Regions from separate parts of the Mus musculus genome. Here region 2 is linked to region 1. The links are chromatin loops, found by intact Hi-C in ENCODE. Cell type or tissue: left cerebral cortex. All regions are shown on one strand.

Region 1 (2,500 bases):
CTAACTCTCCTCCCTCCTGAGACATATCTCAACCCAGCATACAGGAACTAGTCACTCTTTCACACACCACAAGATATTTGGAAGCCAGGAGGCATGCCATTTAAGCCTGTCCCTTAATAGACAGGTCAAATGTTCCTAATGACATCAGTACTGGATCTTAATACATACCTGTGCTCTATAGTTCTTTCTGTGGGTGGGGGATTTCATGGATCAAATGTGATACACATTTAGAATTTTGCATTTAAAACTACTGAGCTGGCATGCCTTTCCAACACTGGATAATGACAATGTTGGGCTTGTTTAAGATTTAAAAAAAAAAAAAAAAAAAAAGATTTATTTATTTATTTAATGGATGTAAGTACAATGACGCTGTCTTCAGACACACCAGAAAGAAGGGGGCATCGGATTCCATTACAGATGGTTGTGAACCACCATGTGGTTGCTGGAAATTCAACTCAGGACCTCTGGAAGAGCAATCAGTACTCTTAACTGCTGGGCCATCTCTTCAGTCCCAGGTGTTTTAACTTTCTGTCAAATTTATGAAAACTACATTTAAATTTTTCTTTATTTATTGAGATGGTGTCTATTTGCTCATGTTTTTCATTAATCTGACTGCCTCTGCCTGGCGAATTACCACACTAAACACGAACATCCTCACTTAAACCGATTCTGTCACATCACTAAATCGAAAACTGTGGTTTCAAATTTTGGTTTTTTTTGATAATAAGGAGAATCCAAAGTCTAGTCTGGTTGCTTCTCCAAACTCCCCCTCTTCAGTTTTGTTTTCTTGTAATTCATTCACCTCAAAGTTTCAGTGGTCATTTTAAGTATCACCTGTTTCCACCTAAAATCACCCCCAAAAGCTTTCAGCTGTTCTTTATTAAAAAAAAAAAAAAAAAAAAAAAAAAAAGCGAATGCCTCTTCTCCTGGCCTGAACAGGACCCCGAGTCCCGACCGGGTCGGCCTTCCCACTGCTGTCAATACTTCTCAAGGCCACCCACCACAAAACACAGTTTACCCTAGGGGAGACCCTGGGATAGAACCAGCAACGAGGGCGAAGCCTCACCCTCCTCGTCGTCCTGGTCGGCTCCCGCGCCCCCCCAGTCCGGCGCATCGCCGTCAGGCCCTGCCGCCTCCTCCTCCTCAGAGCCAGAGCCCTGGCTGAAGTCGATGCGCTGTGCCAGGCGCGCCAGGTTCTGCGACATGGACAGCGGCTGCAGGTACGTCTCGGTGCCATCAAGGCCCACCTCCTGCACCTGCTTCTCGCAGGCCGACTCGATGCTGATGCGCACGGCTCGCACGCCCGACATGCTGGCGGCGGCCTGAGGGCGACTCGCCGGAGACTCAGAGTACAGCACCGACACGGAAGGCTGGAACAAGCTTCCCGCAAGCCCGACGCGGCGGCCGGGAGGAAGCAAACTACCCACTGCTGCCCCACAATCCTCCGCGCAGCGTCTCGCGGAACACTATGAGCATGCGCGAAGGGCCAGCTGCCCGGACATTTCCTGTAGGTTGCACGTGAGAGCCAGGAACTTCCGGCTGACCGGGCTCAGCCGCTGCAGTGCAAGTGGAGTGGGCTGGGTTTATGTAGATACGCTGGGCGTTGTAGTTTGTTTGTTTGTTTGTTTGTTTGTTTAATTGGTTGCTTGGTTTTTGAAATAGCTTTCTTGCTGGCCTGATTAATTTGTTGATTAGTTATTGAGACACGCAGCTTTTTTGTTAGTTGGTTAGTTATTTGATTTTTGAGACACGCAGCACACACACCAGCACTCCCGCTGATTCGGTCTGGGAGCCCGTCCGTGGGATGAGTCCACTCACTTTCCGGGTAGGTTTTCACTTCCTAGTTAAACCTCTCTGGGAACATACTCCCAGAGGTGTTTCCCCTAGGTGACTTTACATTCGTGAAGTTAACGATGAAGACGTACGTAAGGGCTTTACATTTATGTAAGCACTCACAAAGACTGTCGACGGTAGTTAACTATAATTCGCAGCTGTTTGAGTCTCTCTGTTGATGGAGCTGCCTCCAGCAAAGAAGACCGAGTCAAACAGCTAGCAGGACTACCATCCAAACTGCACCAGCTGTCTTAAACACTCCAAGAACACTCAGATATGCCTACACGAAAGATTGCAACTGATTGTCCTGGCCCAGTAAGCACAGCTTGGGCCAGGGCTTTGTGCAGACCTGTGACTGGTGGCTTAATGATAAATGGAGGACTATGCTATCTCTCCAGACATGCAGCCACCCTTACACGCATACACTCACACATTCACAGACATGTACACATATAAACAAAAGACACCGGTGTTTAGCCAAACAAATGGCTGTGATTGGCCCAAATACCCCGTCTTGGGTTGTATGAGCAGGCTACTCCTCAGGTGGTCCACCAAGAGGCACTCTCCTTTCCTCATGGTGTTAGGATGTCATGTCCAGCAATGTCTTTCACTGAGTGGCCTTTCTTACTTTCAGCCTGCAGGCTGCACCAGAAAAAGCAAGGAACAT
Region 2 (2,500 bases), 53 kb after region 1:
CTTTGCCTTTTTTCCCCATTACTTTCCCTTCATCACTCTAGGGTTTTAACTTCTAGGTTCAAGTACCTCCTGAACATCTAGGCGCTGCAGAATTGTTTGCACTAAGGAAGTTAAGAAGTGGCCTAAAGAAGAATAGACCCATTCTAACTAAATATGTGTCCGAGTGACGATGCCAGTTTTCTCAGCAACTCAAATGTAAGAAGTGTAGGTCTGGCTTCTATCAGATTATAACCATACCAACTATACCATTATGTCACTTAGGGAAAAACAGGACACAGATTTTGATTCATATACAAATGTTAACAGTCGTTAGAGAACAGGATCTATCACACTATAAGAAATCTATTAACCAGCCCTTTTTATAATTTTATCTGAGAACCCACTGCAACAAAATTCCTAAAGATGCATATTCTTTAATGTTTACTGTATTTTAAAAATGACTCTATAAAGTAGATATATTTGTTTCAATTTCTCAATTACTAAGTTACTCTCAATAACTAAGGAGAAAGTAGGTTTAGGATTAAAATGAAATCAGGTTTAAATATCTATTATGCTAAAGTTTTAAATTCAGAACATACCTGACTGACATTAAAGAAATTTTTCAAAGTCTCTCTGTGTCTTTGGATTTGCTGCTGTAAGGATGTCTGTCTCTGCACAAGCAATTCTTCTTGGGCTTTTTGCCTAGAGTGTAGAGTTTCTCTTTGTAGATTCAGCTGCTTCTGAAGACTCATGTTATCTTGCTGAGTTAAGACAGGTTGGGAACAGCTTAAAAGCCTGTCCTGCAATCTTGGGATCACAGCATCATTAGGAGCTGCATGCTTCTTGTCAGATAAATACAACTCACAAATGCTTTTAGATTTACTTTCTGCAAAAGGTAGTGAAATGAATGGATGCTCTATTTCCTTGGACAGAAACAAAGGAGGGAGGGAATGCTCAGAAGATTCACTTTTGTTTTGGCTCTTTTGTTTGTGTAAAAGCAGTTCTTTATGAAATACCTTTTCTAAGTCCAACTGCTCTGTCATGTTATTCTGCAGAGGCAGACGAGGCTGTGAAAAGCTCAGATACTCATCTTGGGACCCAAGCAGCTCAGTCTCGTTACTTTTAGTTGGGAAAGACTGTAAGGTCCCGTCAGAATTGGCAATGGGCAGTGCTACCTGGGATGAAAATAGAGAGGAGCTAATTTGTTTGGAAGATATCCTTTGCTCCAATTTATTTAACCTTTGCAAAAGCATTTTCTCTTGCATTTCCTGGCCAGATCTAATGGCTTCCCTTTGCATATCTAACTGCTGTTGAAGTGCCTTTAAGTCATCATGTTGAGGCTGGATAAAATGCTCAGCAGACATCTCTTCAAATTGACATGGTCTGGGAAACACCAACCCTTCTTGGGCTTTCTCAGTAGAGTGAAAAAAATTTGTTTGTGCATGAAGGTGTTCTGGATGTGCAGTCAGATTATTCTGCTGAGGTAAAGCAGTATGTGATAAACCCAATGTCCTGTCAGGCAACTCCAGCATCTCAGGATAACCTGAAGATATGGTGTCACTGTTGGTTGAACACAGTTCTTGTGCTCTTTCAGTATCAGAAACAGGGAATGAAGCAAGTGAATGTTGTGGTATCAGGGGAGAAAATGGACCAACCTGCTCTGGGAATATTTTTTCCTTCCATTCTCTTAGTGTTTCTTCATGAGCTTCTTGTCTAGAGTGGATGATGGCTTCCCTTTGTGTAGCTAATTGTTCTTGAAGGGCCTTCAAACTGTCTTGTTGAGGCGGGATGAGCTGGGATATCTTCGAAAGTCTATGCTGCAGTTCTGGTATCTGAAGATGGCTTGACTTGACTTTACTGTCACTCTCTGTTGAGAGAGGGTGCTGTGTGATACCAGAGTCAGCAGATGGCAAGGACACACACGATGGCAGTCTTAATGAGGCTTTGAAGGACGAAAAACCTGTCTGTTGAGAAGATGGATTTTCTGGAGTTAGAGGACTAGATTGAAAGCTCTCTTTTTCTGTGTCTACCCATTCTTGGTGTTCCTGCAAATTATCTTGGAGAGGGAATGTATGTTGTGAAACTCTAACTAGTCTTTCCCGAAACGCTGGAATCTTAAAATGCCTTAAGGGGTCTGTCCTATCACTTCTGACTGATACAGACCCCCGGGATGTTCCCCAGTCGGTGACTTGGGATGGAGAAGACAAGGCATCAGTCTGTTGAGAGCAGAGCCCCTTTTCTAATTCATTTTGCTTGGGAGCAAATTCCTCATTATTTTTTCTAGCACCAAGTATAAGCCTCTGAATGTGTGTCTCTTCCTGGAGTGGTGTAAAATGTTCTTGTCTTTGCAGGCTGTGCTGTGGAAAGCCATGGGTGATCAAATGACTGGAGAGAACTCTATTTTCTTCCTCAGATGAATACACGTCCTGGAGCCGCTTAGGTACTTCTGAAACTGCACGAGAAGCATCTGCATGCTGAACAACCACGGAGGAGAGTGATTCTACTGGCCCAGCCTCACTGT

The links. A loop is a pair of places that touch in the nucleus more often than their neighbours do. Peaks named below come from ENCODE experiments on the same cell type or tissue, not always from the same donor. Only the 100,000 strongest peaks of a DNase experiment are listed, where the experiment ranks them.
Region 2: it touches region 1 in a loop (2.5-fold over the local background); 2 of 42 quality-filtered maps call a loop at or near these places.

What each region holds. Positions count from the first base shown.
Region 1 is chr9:15,278,484-15,280,983 of GRCm38, forward strand. It overlaps Med17 (mediator complex subunit 17), which reads right to left and starts at 1,423. Exons shown (of 12, transcript NM_144933.2): 1 at 1,067-1,423. The coding sequence starts at 1,310. In left cerebral cortex, CTCF peaks have their summits at 1,290 and 1,499; a DNase peak (open chromatin) is centred at 1,469; H3K4me3 peaks cover 1,972 bases; H3K27ac peaks cover 1,285 bases.
Region 2 is chr9:15,331,358-15,333,857 of GRCm38, forward strand. Cep295 (centrosomal protein 295) reads right to left here. Exons shown (of 27, transcript NM_176976.4): 15 at 579-2,500. Among named protein-coding and RNA genes, the nearest start is that of Gm24339, 6.1 kb to the left of the region's middle. In left cerebral cortex, no CTCF peak of the experiment used is centred here; no DNase peak of the experiment used is centred here.